Regions from separate parts of the Homo sapiens genome. Here region 1 is linked to region 2. A link is a contact called in ENCODE Hi-C data. All regions are on one chromosome and are shown on one strand. The core of a region is the stretch at or near the end of the contact, and the rest is flanking DNA. Distances in the headings are between cores, read along the strand shown.

Region 1 (5,911 bases), core at 1,250-3,749, 920 kb before region 2:
CTTCCCTTCTCCAGACTTCCCATTTTGTAGTGAAGATCTGGAAAAGCTCCTGGCATAAAGAAGGTGTGTGCGTGTGTACATACCAGAGAGGGGAAGCACAGCTGCTACAGGAAGGAGACAGAAAGGAGAGATCATGATGACTTCTCTGTCTCTTGGTTTGAGCTAAACAGTGATTTTTGTAATGATGAACCTGCAGTGAGGGCAGATGGATTTTCGCACAAAAAAAATCCCAGAGGAATTTATTTTTAGGGTTAGTCTCAGCTGTTTACCATTTCCAGAAATTGTAGTTACATAACCCTTGGCATACATAATGCACAGTGCCTTGAACTGGGGGAGAACATCAATATGTGACCTTTGAAACAAAGTATAAAATGTTAATGGCACTACATGATTTGAAAAAAATCAACTGGTTGTCACTACTGAATTGGATCTTAAATCATGGGAACCATTAAAGGTAGTTACATCATAAATTAGCCCCTGAAACTTTTGGGCGGATGGGTTTTTTTTTTTATGTTTTCCCTTTTGAAAGAGGAACTACTGTTGCCAGAATGAAGAAGTAAATAGCAATGCTTATGCCTACTATCCCTTTAATTAAACAATTATTCACCACTGCTGTTCCCCAGCATGAGCTGAAACTTTAGTTCTGCAACAAGATCTTTCCTTTTTGTGTAGTCAGTCAATAAAGAGCTTCTACTCATGAAATCTGGAAAAGGTAATGTATAATGCCTCAAGAAACAGACTCTTACAGCCAGGTGTGGTGGCTCACACCTGTAATCCCAGCATTTTGGGAGGCTGAAGTGGGCGGATGGCTTGAGCTCAGGAGTTCGAGACCAGCTTGGACAATATGGTGAAGCCCCATCTCTACAAAAAAAATGCAAAAAGTAGCCAAGCGTAGGGTGGTGCTCACTTGTGGTCCCAGCTACTGGGAGGCTGAGGTGGCATGATCACCTTAGCCCATGGAGGTTGAACCTGCAGTGAGCTATGATTGTGTCCATACCGTACTCCAGCCTGAGCAACAAAGCGAGACCCTGTCTCAAAAATAAAAAAAATATAAAAGGCTTTTGAAAAACACTTTTTTTTTTCCTTGAGACAAGAGTCTCCCTCTGTCACCCAGACTGCAGTGCAGTGGCGCGATATCTCGGCTCACTGCAACCTCCACCTCCCAAGTTCAAGTGATTCTCCTGCCTCAGCCTCCTGAGTAGCTGGGCCTACAGGCTCGTGCCCCCACACTGCCTAATTTTTGTATTTTTAGTAGAGATGGGGTTTTGCCATGTTGGCCAGGCTGGGTTCAAACTCCTGACCTCAGGTGATCTGCCCGTCTTGGCCTCCCAAAGTGCTGAATTACAGGCATGAGCCACTGCACCCAGCCAGAAACACTTGTTCTAAACCACATTTTTTTCTTATCACTGCTTGCCTGCCCTTGTTAAAATTTGCTTCTGTCTCCATATTGGTGCCTATTGCTTATATACCAGTTTTCTTGTTGGGAGAAATTACCCAGTAAGCACTGAAATGGGAATCCAACTACTTTGAGTACCTTTCCTGAAAATAATTTCAAGGTGGAAGGAAAATCCAGGAGGTGGATGACCTAAGAGTTTTCTCCCACCTTAAACCAGACTCACAGTGACAAATCGTTTTTAATGCATTAAAATGAGGCCAAGAAATGAAGATTACTGGAGATTGGAATTTTGGTATATACAAAGCTAACTTGTGAAGGGAGAAAGTAGGTCAGAAAGGGGTCGGAACCTGCAAGAGCCAAATTTGGTCCTGGCATTTAAAATATCTCCAAATGGATACATATCTCAGATGGGGGACACAGACTGCTCTGTTAAATCTAAAAGTCTTGTACTAAGCCTGCAATTATTCTAGACATACAGTTAGTCTGAATGAGGCAAACTGAAGCAATGGATAATAGGGACAAAGGGTCCTGCTTTGTCACCCAGGCTGGAGTGCAGTGGCACGATCTCGTCTCACTGCAACCTCCGCCTCCCGGGTTCAAGCGATTCTCCTGCCTCCACCTCCCAAGTGGCTGGGATTACAGGCGTGCGCCACCCTGCCCAGCTCATTTTTTTGTATTTTTGGTATAGACAGGGTTTCGCTATGTTGGTCAGGCTGGTCTCGGACTCCTGGCCTCAAGTAATCTGCCTGCCTTGGCTTCCCAAAGTACTGGAATTACAGTTCTATGAAAGTGAAGAAATTACTGTTTTTTGCTGTCTAATTCCTTACAAGTTGCTTGAAGATTCAACACCCTATGTATGAGGGGAAGCCCTAAAAATCTGGAAGTCTAGAAGCCTTCCTAGGAAAATTTAGGAGGAATCGACAGAGTACTTTTCGAGAAACCGATTGGATCTTCAATTTAGAATTTTGGAATTATAATGGCTACTATGGATCCCCACTATACGTTAGGCACTTTGTATGCACTAAATCTTCATCATAACTACTTGGCAGATTTTAATCTCTTTCTCACAGCTTAAGAACGAAAGGCTTAGATCAAGTAACTTGCACAGGGGTATAGATCTAAAGAAGGGCAGAGGGGAGATCTGGAAACAGGCTGGCTGACTCCAAATTTGGCCCATTGGCAACAAAACTACTATCACTGCGAGAACGAAAAGAAAAACAAAACAAAGAAAAGAAAAGAAGTTAACTTTTAAAAGTTTTTTTCTGAATCAGCCTTGCAAATAAATCATAAACCGGGTCACAGGCCATATTACTGCTTGAAGCAGAGCACCGAATTCTGATAATTTTGCTCCAGGAGGAGGCAAGGGAATTAAAACATGGCTGGGAGGTGAGCGGACGTTTTGTACGAGGTTGGGTTGAATTTGCTTAAGAAGGTCGCACGCATCTCTGATAAGGAAGAGAAAAGGCCTTGCCAAGGTGAGTATTCTCAACAGTTCGTTCAACGGCTTGGCAGGTGAGGGAAGTTACAAGAGCCACCCTGGCGGAGGGCAGCGTCTTGTCACAATTGACAGGTGCCGGCGCCACCTGCTTCTTTCTCCCGCGGGTTTCTTAGAGGGCGGGGAAAGCAGCAAATACCCCTCCTTGCGCTCTAGTCCTCCAAGCCTAGGGCGGCGGGCAGTGGAGGCCCAGCGCTCTGCGGTGGTGCCAGGTTCCGCCACGCGGGCCGCGGCCGGAATGCGGCTCGGTGGCGCCCGGGCCACTCGGCGCCGGCAGCTGCTTAGGTCCAGCGGGGCTGCGGGAGGGGCGGAGCTGGCGAGCCGCCGGAGGGGCGGAGCCGGCGGGCCGCGGGGGGCGGGGCCACCGGTTGCTCGCGCGCGCCGCCGAGGCTCCGCACGCCGTCGCGCGGGCCGGGCGTCTCTGTGAATCCTGGGTCGCCGATGGGGGAGGTGGAGCCGGGGCCCGCGGGCCCGCTGGAGCCCCCGGAGCCGCCCGAAGCGCCCGCGAGCCGCCGGCCGGGAGGGATCCGGGTCCTGAAGGTGAGGAGGCGGATGGACCAGCGAGCGAGCGAGCGGGCGAGCGGGCAAGCGGACTAGGGAGGGAACGAGGGAGGCTAGAGGCCGCTGCCGCCCCCGCCCCGCGCAGTGGCTGAGGCAGTCGGCGGCCCCCGCCCGGCGTCAGTCAGTCGGCCGCCCCACACCCGGCTGGGGACGCCGAGGCCTCCGCGCCGCGCCCGCGTCCAGGCCTCGGCGCCTCGGTACCCCGCTGCTGCCCATCCCTGGCCGCGCGCCGCCCGCCTCGCAGGCCCACGCCTTTGGGCTGCGGGTAGCCGCCGCCCACCCGGACCCTTCGCCGCCCCTGCTTGCCTCGCCGCGCTCGGGGCCCGGAGGCCGGCTCCGGAGGGCTCGGAGGGCCGCCGGTTCCTGGCACAGGAGCGGGGCTGGAAGTACGCAGGGCTTTCTCCCCTCCCGGACACCTGAAGACATCACCCCAGCGGGAGGATGGCAGCGGCGATTGGCCGGCGCCGCGGAGGGTTCGGGGCCAGGCCGGGTGGAGCCGGCTCCTCTGCCCTCGGGGCTCGCTACCCGAGGTGCCAGCCGGCAAGGACGACCCGCCCAGCTTGGAGAGAGAATCCCCGCTGGAGCTGCGTCGCGGGGACTTGCTGGGCGTGTTGCGGAAGGGAGGAGGGGCCGGGCCGAAAGGGGCATTCCTGCTCCCGGGAGCGGGGCCGACTGCCGAGGGAGACGGAATGGGGGAGCCGTTATGCAACAGGCAGCTAGCGGGGCTTCTTGGCAGGAATTGGGGGAGTGGGAGGATATGAAAACAGATGTAGGCAAGAGGGGAGTGGAACCTTGAAGGTGATGAGAAGTAAGTTTACGAAGGAATGCACAAGGTAGGGTGGCGATAGTGGGGAGGAGAAGATGGTTAAAGGGAGGGGTTGTGGGAGGCTGACTGGGTGGAGTTTTTTACTAGCATTTGAAAGAGTTGCAGAGAAATTTTTCTGTAGGTCAAATACGTAAACTAGGTGTCCTTCCGCAGGTGGAATGGAATTCCTTCTAGAGTTCTACATGAGGAATTCAGGATATGAAACTTGCCCAGTAGAAGGATGGAAAGGAAAGAAAATTTAAATTTGATGTGTTTCAAAAATACATTGCAAAACAAAACGTATGATGTTAAAAATCCTTTAGTAGTTTATTGGGATTGAGGTTCAGCAGTATTTACATGTTATGAAGGTTAGTACGATGTTACAAAGATGGGAACACGGAAAAACAATAATAGAACCCAGTGAATCCATGGAACAACGTAAACTAGAACTCTGTAAAATATAAAACATTTTTTGTGCTACTGCCTCTCAGTTTTTTTTCTTTTTATTTATTTTTTGAGACAGGGTCTCACTCTGTCACCCAAGCCTGAGTGCAGTGACTCGATCTCTGCAACCTCTGCCTCCAGGGTTCAAGCGATTCTCCTGCCTCAGCCTCTTGAGTAGCTAGGATCACGGGCACCCGCCACCACACCCCACTGATTTTTTTGTATTTTTAGTAGAGACAGGGTTGCGCTATGTTTCCCAGGCTGGTCTTGAACTCCTGATCTCCAGTGATCCGCCCGCCTTGGCCTCCCGAAGTGTTGGAATTACAAGGATGAGCCACCACGCCCGGCCTCATACAGTTTTGTTAAGTAGCTGAGTGGTTGAATTGTGCCAAGTGATGCTGGAAAAGAAGTATTACAGTAGAATACTCTGAATTGGGAAGAGTCATCTCCCACTCATTTTTCTCTGAAGACCCTTCCAAAACTTCATTCTTTTTTGTAACTCTTTTATACCTAATACCAAATCATGAACATTATTGTCAGATAATACAGATATTCTTCAAAAGGCTAATATAACTAAGCCAGTCTAACTTAGCCAGACTAGATCCAGTTCCATCTATCCTGGGATACTGGAAAATTTCCTTCAAAATGTGCCCCCAGATTTATTTAGCGAATTGCTGGACCATAGGTTTGTAAATTTTCCAGGTGTTTCCTACAATTTGGGGTTTATGGTTTTTTTTTAGTAATGATTAACTTTTTTACTCAGCTTATAGAAGATAGGAAGTTACAGCTAATGTCGGTGTGTGTCATGAGATTCATTTTTTTTTTTTCAAGAACAGTTTTGGGTGTTTAGCAAAGTATGTATAAACAATTAATGCCAAAAAAAATTTAAAAAGATTTTTTTTTAGAGACATAGCTTCATTGTGTAGCCCACGCTGGAGTGCAGTGGTGTGATCATAGCTCACTGCAGGTTCAAACTCCTGAGCTCAAGTACCTCAGCCTCTCAAGTAGCTAGGACTATAGGCACATGCCTGGCTAATTTTTATTTTTATTTTTGTAGAGATGGGGTCTTGCTATGTTGATCTCAAACTCCTGGCCTCAAGTGATCCTCTTAACCTTGGGCTCCGAAAGCACTGGAATTACAGGCATGAGCCACTGCACCCAGCCCAAAACGTTATTATTGTTATTATTTTTTTGAGGCAGAGCCTCTCTC
Region 2 (5,770 bases), core at 3,165-5,664:
GGCTTACTGAAACAGATTGCTGAGCCCCACCCTCAGGAAGTCCGATCTAGGAGATTTGGGTGGGGCTTGAGAATCTGCATTTCTAACCAGTTCTTGGTGATGCTCGTTGGTGAGACCAATCAGACTGTGAGAACCACGACTCTAAAGCCTCGAGCCTCCTGGTTATTCGGAGTGGCCTATGGACCTGCAGCATCAGCATCACCTGGGAATTTGTTAGAAAGGCAGGCCCTCAGGCCCCACCCTAGACTTGTTGAATCAGAATCTGCATTTTCATGGACCTCCAGGCGATTTGCATGCACATTGCAGCTGAGAGTGCTACTTTAAGGTACCTGGCAAAACTTGACATTTGCCAAACCCACAGCCATAACTCTTTCATTACAGTCCTGAGAAGTCTTACCAAATCTGCATAGGACCTAGTTGATGAAATTAACCCTCCCCAAAATGTGCCTCCTTCCACCTATTCACCAGAGGTATAGGTTAGGAGAAGGGAAGCAATTGGTCCCTCACCCTACTCTTCAAAAGGGTGTACTTTTTCAATAATGGTCAATGTGGTACACCAAGTGATCCCTAAGACTAAAGAAAAGGTGGAAGAAGCTGTCTGAAATCTTGTCTAACATGCCACCAGCCCCAGCATGGCTTATAGCCAGCCTTGGGGTGGCTAGGGGCAACTCCCCCAACTTCAGACCTGTTCCAGTGCTTCCCCAAGCCACTGAAGCTGTCCATATACATTTTATAAAAGTGATCAGGGAGAAGGGAGGGGGAGAAACAAAAACGAACCCAGGTTGCAGCACACTCAGCATTAATCACTAGATCAGCCTGCGCTCAGACCTGCTTCCTCATAGCTGTTTGGTGCCTGCTGTTTCAGAATCACGTAGACCCTGCTAAAGATCATAGTTCCCCTCAATGCTCTGGAGATAACAACTTGAACATTAGGAAACGTTAAGTTTTCCGTTTGAGATATTTATTCTTGGTCCTGTGTACCAGTGAAACAACTGACATCAGCTGATCTGAAGGACCTCACGAGAAGCTGATTCACCAAAGAATGCGGTTTCCACATCCTGATGATTTCATCCGTCTTACCCAACCAATCAGTCACCTGGTTTTTCAGCCCTTCACCCTCCAGGATCCCCTTAAAAACCCCAGTCCAGAACTCTTCCGGGAGATGGATTTGAGGGTCTCCTCCCATCTCATCACTCAGTGACCTTTGATCATCACTTTCTCTGCTGCATCCCCACTGTCTCTGTGCATTGGTCTGTTACTGCACAGTGGGCACACAAACGTGTTGGTCCTATAACACCACTGAGTCTAGGGTCCAAATCCTCCTAGCCCCTGAGAGAGGAGGAAGTTCCTTCTCCCTGGGACCAAGAGCCAAGCTCAGATCCTGCCCCAGTGTGAACCCTCTTCCAGGCTGGTTTGAGATTGGGTGCATTTCTTCCCTTTAGGTTTTTCTCGTGCTTCCTTAGCCTCAAACAATAACAAAATAGTCTTATATTAGCAAATTTGGAATGGCAAAGTAGCTTAACAGCAGGCTTGATGAAAATAACCCTTCCAACACATGCTTGTGGAAGTTACATTGGAGAATCCATTCTCAGCAAAGCAGACCAGGAGACTTCTAACTGGGGGATGTTCAGAAAATGTCAGGGTAGCTGTGTGGCAGAACTCCAAGGAGCACTGTGCACAGAATACCATGGGAATGGGGCTCCCTGGCCTCGTTCCACACTGGGCCCCCAGTGAGTGTGGCATGCTAAGTCTAACCACTTCTTTAGGAGCCTCAAGTCAGAGGTGACAATACTGTAACATTGGTGAGGGCCTGCTACATTTCAAGACCTCTACCTAATACCTTAAACCCTGTTGCCCTGAAACTCCAGCTACAATTACATTGCTGTTGGAGAAACTGCTTTGCACAGTTCAAGATTTTGGTACAATTTCTTACAATGTCATCAGCAGCCTCTTGCTACAAGTTATGTCATAACTTTTACATACTTGTAATAGCTATTATGAATAGTTGTTACAGAACTATTACAAGTTCTAGCATAACAACCAAGCATCACACAGATGCAGATGAATTGTAACTGTGAAATAATGACTAGTATGCAGTCAGGCACATCAGTTATCCCCTAGTCTAGAAGAGTTTCAACAGGAATGGTCACAGGTCAGAGAAGAGGAACAAGGGTGGAAGGCAAGGGTAGCCTTTGGGCTTTATTTTTACCACCACTGCTAGCTCAATTATGCATAAATAATCTTACCTAGTTGGCATTTTTCAAGATATTAGAGAAAAGAACCACTTCTTTCTAGGAACTTCTGACCTAAAGGTAGGCATTGGTCTGGGCCTTGAATAAAAAACTGGTTACTTAGCAACCTGAGCCAGAATATAATTTCAGGAGAAAAGAATACTTCTGGTAAAAAAAAAATTCCTTATTGTTTGAATTATTAAAAACTGTATCATTACCCTTGGGAAATTCAGTTCACCTCTAAGAAAAAGCCAAACCAAAAAGCAAAAGAAACATGAAATATATTAGATATGCGTCCCGTGGAAATGCACACACATTGGAGAAATAGAACCAAATCATTCCCATTGATTTACATTTTTTCAGTGTTTTTCATCAACCATCATCAAAATCCTAAAACCAAACTTTGCAAGACATTTGGAGATGTCCTTGGCAGCACTACTACTACTTGTTAGCGCACCTACCTTCATTCATAGGATTGTGTCAGCAAAGGTTTTAACAACTATGAAAACCCCACCTGTATAGGAGAATACATTTTTTATGGATTTTTCTAGACATGATATATCCATGACTTGCCGAGTTTTGGATTAGCCTTTGTATTCATTTTCTATGGCTGCATAACAAATTACCACAAAACTAGGAGAGCAAAACAACACAAATTTATTATCTCACAGTTTCCATGGGTTGAGAGCCCAGTGTGAACTGGATTCTCAGCTCAGGGTTCCACAAGGCTGAAATCAAGGTGCTGGCCAGCTGCATCCTCATCAGGAGGCTCAACTAGGGAAAGATCTGCTTCCAAGGACCCTCAATGTGTTGGCAAAATTCATTCCTTTGTGGCCATATGACTAAACTCCTTACAGGAGAGTCTCTCTTCCAGTTCAAATTTCTTCTAATCTCTTTTAAGTACTCACTTGATTCGGTCAGGCCGACTCAAGTTAATCTCTCTTTTTATTAATTCAATGTCTGCTGATTAGGGACCTTAATTACATCTGCAAAATCTCTTCTGCGATATTACATAATATAATCATGTGAGTGATGCATAGCCCATCATATTTACAAGTCTTGTTCACGCTGAAAGAGGGCATAATACAGGGCATGAACACGAAGGGGTGGGAATATTGGAGGTCATCCTAGAATTCTGCCTACTTTTGCCCTTTACTCATTGCGTCCCTGTTTCTGTTGAGGAAAATACTCCATTTTCAAGACTGTTATAAGGCCTATATATGCACTTTTCATTCATTAAAGAAAAGTATCACCATGCATTCTGAAACTGTTATTCTTTGAGCTCCACTGTAATCTAGCCCTTGTCCTAAGTCCCTGTTCACTCTGAAAGCTTATGATAGGAAAGGCTGATGCACCTCCCTGTTAACTGCATGTTTACCACACTCCGGCCATAAATTGCTTTTAAATATTTTGCCACATAGTTGGGATTTCTGTCTCACCATGTAATGTGATTCCCGAAGCAGCTGAAGGGGCTGCTTTCCAGGGGACCTATCTAGAGACCCGCACTCAGCAGATCTGGGGCCTTTCTCTCTGTCTGTAACCAGCCCTCCTAGGCATCAGAGCATGTTAAACACACCCCCAAATGGTGGAGTGACAGACACTGGTGGTACCTGAGATCTTAGGTGGTAGACAGGTAGTGCCATTTTTAATTGAGAATTTATTTTGATGTGTCTTAGAAAAAATATACCTATTCAAACTCATGGTTTTAGGGCATAAGCAAAGCTAAAAGAGATTTAAGGTATTTTTTAAAGTGAGTTGATTTGAGGAAAACATTAAATAGATAATACAAGTGGCTAGAATATGGTGAAAGTGATGACAGTGTTACTGCAGTTAGGGAAACGTCTGCATCTAGGAAATTGGTAAGTGACCAACTACTGAATGAACTAGTGAATTCGGTGACTATTGAATAAATTATGTTAAGTGAATCAGACTCCAAGAACCCATTCGGTCTTACGAACGTCTACAGAAGCCCACCACGTGCCATCAGTTGGGCGTGAGCTACACACCCATTAAAGCACGTCTCAAACCACACTCCAGCTACCTGGCGCGCAGCGCGATAGTGTGTGCAGTGTGGGTGGAGCCTTCCGAGGGCGTGGCCAATCCACCTGCGGCCTGCGGTGGGGGCGTGGCTGGAGAGGGGCGGGCCCTCGCGACGGAAGGCGGAAGTGCTGTAGAGTCATGTGACTCGAGTAACATGGCCGCTGTCTCGTGAGTCCCGCTAGTGCCGGGCGGGAGTTGTTAAGCGGCCAGGGTCAGGTGTGCTGGAGCGGGGTCCGGGCCCGGGTTCCAGGGCGAGGCGGCGGAGCGTGGCAGGCAAGCCTAGAGCGGCGTGGTCCATGCGCCGGCGCCGGGGGCAGAGCGGAGCCGCAGACTCCCCTGGCCCCGGCGCGGCCCCGGCAGCCGCGGGCTAAGGAGTCGCGAGGTTCCCCCAGCTGCCACCATGAACCCCGAGAAGGATTTCGCGCCGCTCACGCCTAACATCGTGCGCGCCCTCAATGACAAGCTGTACGAAAAGCGGAAGGTGGCAGCGCTGGAGATCGAGAAGTAAGAGCCGCCAGGACCCCTCCCTGGCTATGCAGCCCCTGACTGCTCTGCTCCCCAGGGGGACTTCTCACGCCTTCCCAGCCAGGGTTACTTTCCCAGGTTTTAGGCCCTTACCTTAGCGCAGTGTTTAAGAGCAGATTGGGAGCCATATCTGGGAGTCCCTGCTTTACTCCTGACTGGCTGTGTGATTTGGTCCCAGCTTTTTAACCTCCCGGTGCCACAAAGGGCTGCAGTGAGAATGAAGTGACATCATGTATGGGTAGTGCTTTGCACAGTGCATGGCACATGGTGAGTCTTCGGTGCGGTGCCACCCAAACCAGCAAATCAGAGAGTTGTCTCTGTGGTGAGAGAGAAGTCAGAAGCCGGAGAATTTGCAGGTGATGCTGACCAGCCTGGTTTCTTACCCAGCTTCTGAGAAGTGAAGGAGATTGTTAGTGACCAAGTAGAGAAATCAGGTCGGAAAACTCGTGATCTCAAGGCTCAGAGAGTTTTTTGTTTTATCTGTGTTATAACACCCTTCCCTGCAAGTGGAAGTAGAAATAATTTGACCTTTCTTGCTTCTGCAGTCTTGTTACATGTATGTGTAACAATGATCTGATATTTTACTTTATTTCCCAATGTACAAAACAGCGAAAGTTTAACTGGGGATGTTTTATTTATTTTTTTTTCTGCAGTATTATTTTACTTTTGTGGGTTTTTTCCCAGTCACATTTTAGTGTTAAAGTCAAGTGAGTGAGTGATTTCAGAAAATTGGAAAGAAGCAGGCTGTGAAACTGGAAGAATACCAGTCTGCGAGTCAGAAAAGGTGAATTGTATTTCTGTTCTGTCCAGTAGAGTAGCCGTTGGCCGTGCGTAGCTATTATAAATTTAAATTATTAAAGATTAAACTTTAGTTTCTCAGTCACACTACCCGTATTTCAAGTGTTCAATAGCCACATGTAGCTATTGGCTGCTATATAGGGCAGCACAGATTATAGACTGTTTCCATCATTGCA

Evidence for each region. Hi-C counts contacts between places; a loop is a spot of excess contacts on that map. Pooled maps may share reads with other maps.
Region 1: a map of B cell shows a loop between it and region 2 (14-fold over the local background). The contact joins the promoter of PHLPP2 here to the promoter of VAC14 in region 2. A Hi-C loop is called at or near these places in 2 of 168 maps with a recorded cell type or tissue (B cell and naive thymus-derived CD4-positive, alpha-beta T cell) and 11 of 50 pooled maps.

The regions. Positions count from the first base shown.
Region 1 is chr16:71,721,289-71,727,199 of GRCh38, reverse strand. It overlaps PHLPP2 (PH domain and leucine rich repeat protein phosphatase 2), which reads left to right and starts at 2,499. Exons shown (of 19, transcript NM_015020.3): 1 at 2,499-2,871. RefSeq lists a silencer at 2,926-3,895 and an enhancer at 3,661-4,162.
Region 2 is chr16:70,799,802-70,805,571 of GRCh38, reverse strand. VAC14 (VAC14 component of PIKFYVE complex) reads left to right here and starts at 4,414. Exons shown (of 19, transcript NM_018052.5): 1 at 4,414-4,775. The coding sequence starts at 4,672. HYDIN (HYDIN axonemal central pair apparatus protein) reads left to right here. Exons shown (of 86, transcript NM_001270974.2): 86 at 1-3,488. RefSeq lists enhancers at 4,379-4,438, 4,106-4,728 and a silencer at 4,519-4,708.